Linked DNA regions of Mus musculus: region 1 is linked to region 2. The links are chromatin contacts, found by Hi-C or POLR2A ChIA-PET in ENCODE. All regions are on one chromosome and are shown on one strand. The core of a region is the stretch at or near the end of the contact, and the rest is flanking DNA. Distances in the headings are between cores, read along the strand shown. Region 1 has its middle 50 kb from the start of Gm42354. Region 2 overlaps H6pd (hexose-6-phosphate dehydrogenase (glucose 1-dehydrogenase)).

The links. A loop is a pair of places that touch in the nucleus more often than their neighbours do. ChIA-PET counts read pairs that join two places held with the same protein, here RNA polymerase II (POLR2A).
Region 1: a map of ES-E14 shows a loop between it and region 2 (2.0-fold over the local background). The contact joins two enhancer-like sites. A Hi-C loop is called at or near these places in 2 of 37 maps with a recorded cell type or tissue (ES-E14 and T-helper 17 cell). POLR2A ChIA-PET finds 5 or more read pairs at or near these places in 2 of 5 experiments (Patski and embryonic stem cell).

What each region holds. Positions count from the first base shown.
Region 1 is chr4:149,838,201-149,844,003 of GRCm38, reverse strand. No RefSeq gene overlaps it. Among named protein-coding and RNA genes, the nearest start is that of Gm42354, 50 kb to the right of the region's middle. Within about 2 kb of position 3,028, at least 1 of the 3 ENCODE cell types and tissues checked has a DNase peak (open chromatin) inside an H3K27ac peak, as active enhancers do.
Region 2 is chr4:149,977,970-149,984,021 of GRCm38, reverse strand. H6pd (hexose-6-phosphate dehydrogenase (glucose 1-dehydrogenase)) reads left to right here. Exons shown (of 5, transcript NM_001291004.1): 4 at 1-119; 5 at 1,101-4,548. The coding sequence ends at 2,464. Among named protein-coding and RNA genes, the nearest start is that of H6pd, 22 kb to the left of the region's middle. Within about 2 kb of position 4,046, at least 1 of the 3 ENCODE cell types and tissues checked has a DNase peak (open chromatin) inside an H3K27ac peak, as active enhancers do.

The sequences.
Region 1 (5,803 bases), core at 1,779-4,278, 140 kb after region 2:
GCCATGACTGTGGGGTTTGTGCCGGGCTCTTCGCGGTGGTCTTGCAGAGACGGGGCCCTTGGACTGAGGGGAGCAGAGACATTCCAGAGATTTTTCACGTGCAAACAGATATTTCCTTTGTGAGTTTCTAGACTAAATAACACTCCCTGTGTCTAAGGATCGGTGTGCTCTGCTGACCTGGGCCGGTTCTCTGCCGGTGGGAGGAAAGGGGAGCCCTCCTCCTCTGCCCACAGATTTGGAGCCAGAGATGGGGAAGAAGTAAAAAAAAACAAAACAAAAAACAAAAAACAAAAAACAAAAAACAAAAAACGGTGTCCTTATAAGAAAATACCTTCTGCTGCCACATATCTCCTTCAAACACTGAGGAAGTTTGTTGGCAGACCTTGGAGACAAAATGGCAAAGACTTTTCTAAGAAAATGTACCCAGCCCTCTTTACACATCTATATAGGAACACACTTAGCCAAGTTTACTTTCTGAGGGCGAGGGGTCTCATGTATCCCAGGCTGACCTCTAATTTGATATATAGCTGAAGGTGACCCTGAACTTCTGAATCTCCTTCCTCTCTGTCTTGAGTGCTGGGGTTACAGGCATGTACCACCCCACTGCACTGGGTGGAAGTGGTGCTGGGGGTGGAGCCTAGTGGTGCTGGGGGTGGAGCCTAGAGGTGTTGGGGTGGAGCCTAGGGCTTCATGCACCCTAGGGAAGGACCCCCTCAACTAGCCTTGCCATCTAGAGCAGTTTCAGGGTCACAGTCAAATGTGCAGACAGTAGGGAGTTGAGATTACCCACCCTGCACATGAGCTCCTGGGCCATAAACATCCTGAACCCACTGGGACATCCCGTGCCCATGAAACCACGTGACCGCACTGTTATTGCCCCAAGTGTGTATATCACATTAGGGTTCATTGTCAGAGTTTCACAATCCACAAGTATACTTCTGCTTCATTGTATCCTACAAGGGAGTTTCAGTGACCAATAAATTGTGTAAGCCGAGGCTGCATCCCAACCCCAGGCCACTCGGGATCTGTTTCCTGTTTCCACAGTTGTGTCTTTTCCAGAACGTTGGAATCAGAATTAGACAGACTTCTTCCACAGCGATGTGTGTCTCCTTTCTTCTCTTCTCTTCTCTTCTCTTCTCTTCTCTTCTCTTCTCTTCTCTTCTCTTCTCTTCTCTTCTCTTTTCTTTTTTCTTCTCTTCTCTTTTCTTTTCTTTTCTTTTCTTTACTTCCTCCTTCTCTTTTTGAGACAGAGACTCACTATGTAGCCTTGGCCAACCTAGACTTAGATCATATGGACCACAGGGACCCTGAAATCATAAAGATCTGCTCAACTCTGCCTCCCAAGTTCTGAGTTCAAAGGCATGCACCATCACACCTGGCTGCACACTCACACCTGACTTTCTCTTCATATTTCCATGGCTAAACCTCTGATTTTGCTATAGTAGTGACTAATTATCTAGATGTAGTGATTTTCTTTTCTTTTTTTTTTTTTTTTTTTTTTTTAGTTTGTTAACAAGGGAAAGCATCCCAAGAATAGCAGGGGGCTGGTGATCTTAAAGTAAGAAGAAGAAAAAAAAATCCAAGAACTTAGATTCTTAGTGAGTTTCACAATTTATGAATAAATTGTATTATAATAAAGGCTGTAATAGAATAAAAGCAAATCTGGCTTAAATAGAATAACTTCTAAATGGAATTTTTAATTTATTATATGTGTAAGTGTTTGCATATGTGTGTGGGTACACACAAGCCGCCGTGCACATGTGGAGGTCAGAAGACAACTTGCAGGGCTCAGTTTTCTTCTTCCAGCACATGAGTTCCGGAAACTGAACTAGGGTTGTCAGGCTGGACCTTTATCTGCTTGCTGAGCTATCGCCCTCTCAGGCTGCAGTAAGCAAACCATGGCACCAGAGGGCGCCTGACTCACGTAGTCCATAAGAACAGCAGAGCAGGGTATCTTAGCAGGCAGCTGAGGTACAGGTGAGCTCAGCTTACACTGGCAAGCTAAGCAAAGGGTGCCCTGAAGGAGGCCTCCCTCCCTCCTCTCTCCTCTTTATGTTATTTGTGTTCTTTCTTTGTTTGTTATTGTTAGGGGGACAATGTTATGACATGGGGTTCAGAGGGCAGCTTGAGGTCATTAGTTCATTGTTACACAGATCAAGCCCAGGTGCTCAGGCTTGCAAGGCAAGAGCGTCTACCCACTGAGCCATCTCCCCTCTCTCCTGCTCCTGGGGAAGAAACTGAAGCAGGAAGGAGTGGTACAAGTTTGAGACCCGCCTGGGCTACACAGAAAGTTCCAGATCCATGTCTTAGTTTACTGCTGTGAACAGACATCATGACCGAGGCAACCCGTATAAGGACATTTAATTGGGGCTGGCTTACAGGTTCAGAGGCTCAGTCCATTATCATCAAGGCAGGAGCATGGCAGCATCCAGGCAGGCATGGTACAGGAGGAGCTGAGAGCTCTCTATCTTCATCTGAAGGCTGCTAGCAGAAGACTGACTTCCAGGTTAGAATGAGGGTCTTATAGCCCACACCCACAATGACACACCTGCTCCAACAGGGCAGGAGGGCCTTGCTCAGACAAGGGTTAGTTCAAGGGCTAGCCTGGGTTATATAAGAACTCATCAAAAAAAAAAAAAATCAAGCCTAAATAAAGCCAATCCTATCATGAACAAAAGCTACTCCTTCCTGTTCACACTCCCCCCTATAAGAATCCAGCTGGAACCAGTGCCTTGGCTCCCACTGAGCCTCACTGTCTCCAACAGTGGGAGCTGACTGGACCGCACTAGACAGTGTGTTAAACACCACCAGGGCTGCTGAAGCTGTCTCTGCCAGATTCCTAGGAGGACTGCGGGGGTTTCCTAGCCCGTGGGAAGCAGGGCCAGCCTGTGCCTGGAGGCTGAGAGGGGGGAAGTTGGGCAATGCTTCTCCCTCCCACTGCCCGCACAGCCCAGGGCTCTAACTTCCCAAGTTCCCCAGGTCCCTGTGCCAAGGCTGGGGGGTATTTATAGTGCTGGCACATGCCGGGGGAGCCAGCAGAACAGCTGTTTTCTGATATGGGAAAAGGGAGCGATCTCTACTAGGAACTGTAGGAAAATGAGCCCAAAGAGGTCTGCCACTCAATGCTGCCCTCTCTGGGGAGGGGGCTTCAAATCCTGCAGCAACAGCATTTCCCACCCTCACGGCCCAGACAGTTGGTTCAGCTGGTGGCCCCGAATGCCAGGTGCTGAGTGGGCCCTGGGGCCAGGAGCATAAGGCCTTGTTCCTTACAGTGGCCAGGAGGAACAGTGTCGTGGAAACCATGAGTGAACATCCATCCAGTCCTAGGGAGCAAGAACCCAAGAGTCAACATAAGGGATGCAGCTATTCCTGGAGAGTGATGGCGGCGGGTATCAGGAGGGAGGGGGATAATGGGGCGACCCCAGGGCCAGCCAAAGTTTACCTGGCTTTTCAGGATTCATGTGAGAAGGTCAGATAGAATGGAGATTTGTGGGTCCACCCACAGACCTACCCATCCCCTCCTGGGGATCATAGAGGTTGGATACCTCTTCTGGTAGCATCATCTACATGCAAAGATGGTGCAGCTACGCCAGCTGCCTAGCAGAGAGTTGGAAACCACACAGGCTCACACACATGTACATACATACATACACTTACAAACACACACACACACACACACACACACACAGGACTAAAATGAGGATTAGAGCTGGAATAAGGGTCAGGGTTGAGGTAAAAGGTCAAGGGCCAAGTATGTAGATTCTCCCAAGATAGAGTTCTGGGGGGGGGGGGGGGAGTAAACTCTGTACTGCAGGTGATATCCAATCCAGAACCTTCCGCTCTGCAACACACACACTGACACTTCCCACACACCCAAACATGCACACACACACACACACACACACACACACACACACACACACACTGACACTTCCCACACACCCAAACATGCACACACACACACACACACTGACACTTCCCACACACCCAAACATGCACACACACACACACACACACATACACACACACACTGACACTTCCCACACACCCAAACATGCACACACACGCACATACACACATACACACACACACACACTGACACTTCCCACACACCCAAACATGCGCACACACACACACACACACACACTGACACTTTCCACACACCCAAACATGCACACACACACACTGACACTTCCCACACACCCAAACATGCACACACGCACACTGACACTTCCCACACACCCAAACATGCACACACACACACACACACACACTGACACTTCCCACACACCCAAACATGCACACACACACACGTATGTTATATATATTTAGTTCTCCCAAATGCTCTTCTGGGCATCCTTCACTCATGGGGTCCTGTAGACAGCATGATCTGTGACTGGAGGAATTCTTTCACCAGGCCACCCTCCTCTGTCTGGTACCAATGCGGAGTAAGCCCCATCTGTGTTGGCTTAAAGGCCTTAATTGCCGTCTCCTACTTAACAACTAACAGTGACCAAAAAAGAAAACTACCTCCTAAGAGAAGGTGCCCCACTGTCGGGATGGCAGCTTGCGTCAGTCTGATTGAGAGTGGTACCCAACAGCTTTCTGCCAGGGCCATGTCTTGAGAGGCTGTTTTTGTTTTTGTTTTTTTGGAGGAGGGGGTCTTTTATCTTGTTTTAATCTCTGGCAGGTTTGGGTGTTTGTTTTATGACAGTCTCATGTAACCCAGGCTGGCCTCAAACTTGCTATGTCTTAGGATAACCTTGAACTCGTGCGCCTCCTGAGTACAGCTGCCTGGATTTCAAGCATGCACCATCGTGCCTGACCCCCAGGGAGTCTCTTAATCATGCAGAGTCCCATGCTGTCCTCGAAGGGGCTGGGGCTGGTTTTTAGACCTAAATTGAAATGGAAATACAGGAGAGAGGTCAGTTCCTGTTATACTGATATTGAGGATGTTGCCAAACTCAAAAATTGCTCATTTTCCCAAAGAAAAGTCAGTTCCCCCTAAGGAGATCATTTGGCTCTCTGGTAGGAATGGTGAAGGCTAGGCTTTGGCGTTCTGAACTGTGAGACTCACCAGTGAAGGTGTGCCTGGACAGAGGTCAGGACAGTGATAAAGGAGGGTCGTGGCGCCCTCTGGTGAGAATAGGACCAAATGCACCCAGAGGGCATCCCACTGAGGGGACCTAGCCCCACCATGGGGAAGAACAAGATCCATAGTTCCTCCTGTGGCCACTCAGAGCTCACACCTTCCCTGATGGAGCCACTTAGACATGATATAGATTCCATCCAAGAAAAGAGGGAGGTGTCCATCTTAGAGAGAGAGAGAGATGAACACACTCTACAAGGGCTGAGGCCAAAGGAAAGTCAGGAGACTGAAGGCCTCTTGTTCCCAGGAGCCGCCCACAGTCGCAGGAAAAGAGTCCCTCCTCTGTCCTACCCAGACATTGCCACAGGGGCCATGGGTTTCCTACCAAGCTGTGTCTGCACAGACATCATGGATCATCGAAGTTGAACCCATATCTCTGTACTCCCATAACAAAAGCACACAGGTTGGATGGCTGAATGGTTGGTCCCCAGAAGATTGAGAGGTTCAGAGTATCTGAGAGAGAGCATGGCTTCTACACATCAACACAGGGCTTTCCCCGGCTGCAGAGGAAATGTGCACAAAAGGCCAAAAGAGAGATTTGATCCTTTCATGACCCAGTGGGATGTCTAGAGGAAGTTCCTGGGAGTTCTGTACACATCTGTACACACGCTGCTGGAATCTCTCCAGACTCAGGTTTGCACGCCTTTCCAAATC
Region 2 (6,052 bases), core at 2,797-5,296:
CCTGCGGGGGCTGCAGAAGAGCAGTGCCATCCTGGGCCAGTACCAGGCCTACAGCGGACAGGTGCGCCGAGAGCTGCAGAAGCCAGACGGCTTCCAGAGCCTGACACCAACCTTCGCAGGTAGGCACCGGAGCTGGTGTCTGTGGGGCCACCAGCAGCTGGAGGCCACTGGTCCACCAAGTGCCCTTTGCAGTGTGGGACTCCGGGAGATCTTTTCACCTCCTAGGCCTGTTGCCAGCTTAAAGCTGCAGGTCACCTACCTCAGGCTCCATGCAGTCCCAGGAAATCTGTGGGACTCGGATAGGAACCACCTTCGTGGTGGGCTGTGTTTGTCACTTCTATGATGAGGCACAGAGTTCTACCCAGCCACAGCCAAGGAATGGTCCTGTGGAGAGACACCACATTGGCCATCAGATACCTGCTAGAGCTACCTGGAAGGTCCCAGGAGGATTTAGGGAGAATGGCTGGCTGTTAGAAGGCAGAGACAGGGCATGGCCATCTAGAGTCCATTTGATGTGGCAGACAGTGTATGTGCCTCACCTTAGTCCCAACACACCCACAAGGCAAGTATAGTCATTGTCCTTGTATGTGAAGGCACAGAGGCAAGGCTTGACTCTGTGTGTCATGGCTCCTATGACTGTTGCCTAAACACACGTGCACATGTTACCCCACCCCACGGACTACTTCATCTCCTCCCCACCCACCTGGTCTCCCCTCATGCTTGCCCTTGTTTTGGCATCCTGGGGGCTTCACACCAAGAGAACTGCCCTTCCTCAGGACAGTGCCCTTACCCATCAAGGCCCAACATGCCTCCCACCACTTCTGCCCCACCACAGAACTTCCCATGGCAGGCAGGCAGGCAGGCACCCAGCCTGGTTAGACCAGAGGGTCTCGGAGGGACCTCAGAGTGCTGGTGTTCTGCTGTAGAATTAGCCCCACAAGCTGTTTCCAGCCCTGCCTGAGAAGAGGCAGGGAACGCTGAAGGCAAAGCAAGACAGGGCTTGCTCGGCAGGGCTGCCAGGTGCAAGGTGGGCTGCAAAGCTCACTCTCAGGCTGTGATGTCACTCTCAGGCTGTGATGTCTGCTCTTTCCCCACCTCAGGTGTCCTTGTCCACATCGACAACCTGCGCTGGGAGGGTGTCCCTTTCATCCTGATGTCTGGCAAGGCCTTGGATGAGAGAGTGGGCTATGTTCGGATTGTGTTTAAGAATCGGGCGTACTGCACCCAGAGCGAGAGACACTGGGTGCCGGAGCAGAGCCGGTGCCTGCCCCAGCAGATTATCTTCTACATTGGACACGGTGAGCTGGGCCACCCTGCCATTCTGGTCAGCCGGAACCTGTTCAAACCCTCACTACCCACTCAGAAGTGGAAGGAGGTGCAGGACCAGCCTGGGCTCCGCCTGTTCGGCCGTCCTCTGTCTGATTACTACGCCTACAGGCCTGTGCGGGAGCAAGACGCCTACTCCACCCTCCTGTCGCACATCTTCCACTGCCGAAAGGAGTCCTTCATCACCACAGAGAACCTCTTGGCCTCCTGGGTCTTCTGGACCCCGTTACTGGACAGCCTGGCCTTTGAAGTTCCACGCCCATACCCAGGGGGAGCCGAGAATGGCCAGCTGCTGGACTTTGAGTTTAGCGGTGGTCAGCTGACCTTCTCCCAGCAGCAGCTGGAGGTGCTGATACCAGATCTAGGCTCAGTCCCAAAGCCCAGTGACTTCCAGGTCCTCGGGGCCCGGTATAGACAGAGCCCACTGATTACCGCCTGGCCAGAGGAGCTGATCTCTAAGCTGGCCAGTGACATTGAAGCCGCCGCGGTGCAGGCAGTACGGCACTTCGGCAAGTTCCACCTGGCACTGTCAGGTGGTTCGAGCCCCATAGCTCTCTTCCAGCAGCTGGCCACAGGACATTACAGCTTCCCCTGGGCCCACACACACCTCTGGCTGGTTGATGAGCGTTGTGTCCCTCTCTCAGATCCAGACTCCAACTTCCAGGGCCTGCAGGCTCACCTGCTACAGCACGTCAGGGTACCCTACTACAACATCCACCCGATGCCAGTGCACCTGCACCAGCGGCTCTGTGCCGAGGAGGACCAGGGAGCTCAGACCTATGCCAGTGAGATCTCAGCCCTGGTGGCCAACAGCAGCTTCGACCTGGTGCTCCTGGGCATGGGCACCGACGGGCACACAGCTTCTCTGTTCCCACAGTCCCCCACAGGCCTGGATGGTGATCAGCTGGTGGTGCTGACGGAGAGCCCGTTCAGGCCACACCAACGCATGAGCCTCAGCCTGCCCCTCATCAACCGAGCCAAGAAGGTAGCTGTCCTGGTCATGGGCAGGACAAAACGTGAGATCACAACGTTGGTGAGCCGCGTGGGCCATGAACCCAAGAAGTGGCCCATCTCAGGTGTGGTGCCTCTTTCTGGGCAGCTGGTTTGGTACATGGATTACGAGGCCTTTCTGGGATGACAGTACCATCCTGGTCTTAGTCACTCTCAGCCTTCCTCTTTAGCTGCCCACTGTGCCTCAGCTGTGTGGAGCCTGGTACCAGAGTCAGGCCCCAGAGAAGGGAGGACAAAACTCTGTGCCGACTTCCTGGACCCACTGGTTCTCGGGAATTTCGGTGCCTGCACATGGAAACAAGGTAGAGCTCTGGCCTCAAAACCCAGATAGGAGAGGGACTAAGGCCTCCAGCAGTTACACACCAGTAGCTACAACACACAGTAAGACTGGGCGAAGGCTCCACGCTAAAGAACCAAAGTGGCCTGCCAAGACTGGCCTGCGATCTTCAAACTGGTTTCTGTGGAAAGAGGGGCCAGTGTTGATGGGGAGCAGGGTGCAGAGACTCCTGGTGAATGTCTTGCTCTGAGCCAGGCCAGCAGAGTAGACACAATCCTGAGCCTGCACCGGGCGCCTTGCCTCTTCTGGTATCCCATCATCCCTCTGTGCACCTAGCTGAGATCCAGCGCTCCTCCGGGCAGCTTCTGTCTACTCTGGGAGGACACCCACTGTCCTCAGTATTCCCCATTACCCCTCAGCCTCTCCCTCTCTACAGACACAGACACTGCCACGTCAGAAGTTCCCCCAGATCTAGAGACCGGGGCTCCCTTTCCCACTAAGAACTGTTATGCTGTCATTGGGCTGTCGGGCATCTCTGATCTATCTAGACGGGAGGGCTCTGTCTGCTCCTGGGTCGGGGGTGACTCCAGATCACAGCCTCTTTCTAGGGCTTATGTGGCCAATTGCCAGCATCAGGGCAGACTGCAGCTAGCCCTCCTCACACTACCTCTCTCTGGCTTCAAGTCTGGCAGCAGCCCCTCCTCTGCCGGGCATCTCCACCATTCTTACTGACGAACCTGGTACCACTGGGAACACTACAGGCAGCTCCTAACTTCAGTCCCCTCCAGGGCCAACAACATAAACATTTCAGGGCACATACAGTTTTCATTTAGGCCTCCTGCTGAGTCATGTGAACAAGGGAAGGCCCAGAAGGGTTAGGATGGCCCGTCCTCACAGTTACCTATGTGTCAGTCACAGAGTCTCCGTGTCTTTCAGAATTTTCCCATAGAGAGGTTTCCTGTGATGAGGAGCGTCAGGAAATCTGTTTCTCTCCTTTTATTTGATTGTACTTTCTCCCAGACAGCACATGGAAAAGAATTCTTGCTTTCACTAGAGATGTGTGCATAGAGTGTAGCCTGAGCTGAGGGCTCTGTATGAAAGGCACTCTTGTTGAAATTCTGCTTACTCTGACCTCCAGTGACCCAGACTGACAGAACACCTCTATTCCTTGGCAGAAAAGAGGAACGCCCTGGGGTCCTTTCCTGGCCTGCTTTGCTCAGGCTTGGATGCAGGTAGTCGCAGGTGAAGTTCCACCTTTAGCCATGTGGGGGAGCCCACGTGCCACCACTCACATTCCACCCAGGAGGCGGGTTTTAGTGCCAAACGTCTTTTCTTCGCTTTTCTTGCTCACTGCCTCTCAGGCGTCTTAGCCCAGTGCGTTTTCATCAGTTCTTAGGGACTCGGCCTTCTGCAGTTGCAACATCAGAGAGCAAGGGGCCTTGCATGCCTCAGGAGAGAGGGTGCCCAGGCTCTGTGTCACCATTCTGAATAACGGTGAGTCACTGCCCAGCCTGAGCCTAGAATGTCCCGTTCTTATCCAGATGAATGACTCGCCTCTGTCTGTGGGGAGTCTCTGCACAGGGGAGGCCAGTGTGGGGGAAATACCAAAGATCTCCTTTCCGGAAGCAAGCACAAATAAAATTTCATTGGAAAGGTTGGTGGGGGACATTGTCTGTGTTCTCTGGCATGCACCTGTGTGTGCCCTTTCCCTTTCTGCCCCGGGTTAGGAAGGAGTGATGTTCAGAGCCAGGACCACGGAAGATGCTGCTCTTCAGACTTTCTGAACCATCATCCACAGCCAGCAGGGCTTTACCAATCAGTCACATCTGTGTACGAATCTGTCTCAGGAAGGAGCTCTCAGCCTTAAGACCTGGGATACCCTCTATTTTTTTAAAAATTTTCATTAAAAAATTGTTGCTTGCAAACCACTTAACATTGAGTTGATAAACAGTGTGACGAATACAGCCTTTGCCAGCCTCCTGCCTGTCTGGAAGTGGGGATCTGAGGCTGGGAAGACAGGACAAGGTGTCCAGGTTCCTGGGGAAGGGAAGAGGGACATGTGGTCACTGTGTCTGGGACACAGCCTTCCCTCCCTGGATTCACTTCTGGCTCCCTTAGGGTCCCTGTAGCTGTGGCTTAGCACTGGCCTGCAGGCCGTAACCCTGGGCTGGCTCTGACCCCGCCTGGGATCTTCTAACTGCACCCTGCTCACTCCCTGTTGAAACAATGGAAGCAAAAGTCTGCACCTTGCCTGGTGGCTCTGTGGTCTCCCCACTGATGGGCAGATGCTAAATGCTATGCACAGGCACACCTTGTCCTGCCAATAGCCCAGTGTGCCACGTGGCAGGGCCTTAGTGACTGAAGATTTGAAACTGGGAAAATGTCCAGTGTTGTCCAGAAACTGTATGTTAGATTCTAGAAGCCATGCCAGCACCCTGTGGGGCCTGTTCCTTTCCAGGGGACCCATGAAGGGCTCACATGGCTGAGTCAGGTTCCTTGGGTAGGCCTGTGAGTCCACTATGGGAAGGACACAGGGGCATACAAATGGCAGAAGTTGTCCTCCTTGGGGCGACATGCCAGTTAGCATCTCCAGGCTAGATCCTGATTTCTAATTCCAGGCAAATGTTCCTGGTAACTGCACTTTAAGTAGTCCCATCTTGTTAATTTCTTGCTTCTTCTTCTTTTTTTTTTTAAATGATTTTAAAATTTTTATGTGCATGTTTGCCTGCCTATGTGTCTGTGTGAGGGTATCAGATGCCCTGGAACTGGAGTTACAGACAGTTGTGAGCTGCCATGTGGGTGCTGGGAATTGAACCCAGGTCCTCTGGAAGAGCAGCCAGTGCTCTTAACCACAGAGCCAGCTCTCCAGCCCCAATTTCCGGCTTACTATTGCTCTGGAGAAAATACTCTCTTCTCACTTTTGCTCCCCAAATTAGTGGAATCAGAGCTGCCTTCCACTTGGACTGATATCTTAGCGCTCTCCCAGGAGGGCCTCCTCCGCAGCCTGACAGGCCTTGAGCTCCCCCATGCTCTTTTGCCTTCTTTCTCTGACTCTGACAGAGAGTCGGGGGTGTGCCATGCAAAAGGGAATGAAGAAGCCTCCAGAAAACCCTCATGGGGTTACTTCTTAGAGCTTAATTTCCAGGAACCTTTTTTGGATTTTGTCTCCCGCGGAGTGTGCGAGCCCCTCAGAGCAGCTCTGCAGCAGATCCGCAGCTGCGTTTTCATCTTAGACAGCTGGCACCCCTGCAGGCCTCCGCTCACTACTAGAAAAATCACCTGGCAACATTCCAGGGAATGAGTCGTGGGTGGGGAAAGGAGAGCAGTACTGGTCAGCCCCTGCCTGCTCTGGGAATGACTGTCCAGGGGAGGGCTGCTGTCCCCAGGGGTCACAGGCTGCACAGGTCATGAGACTGCGAGCTGAACTGGAGAAAACAG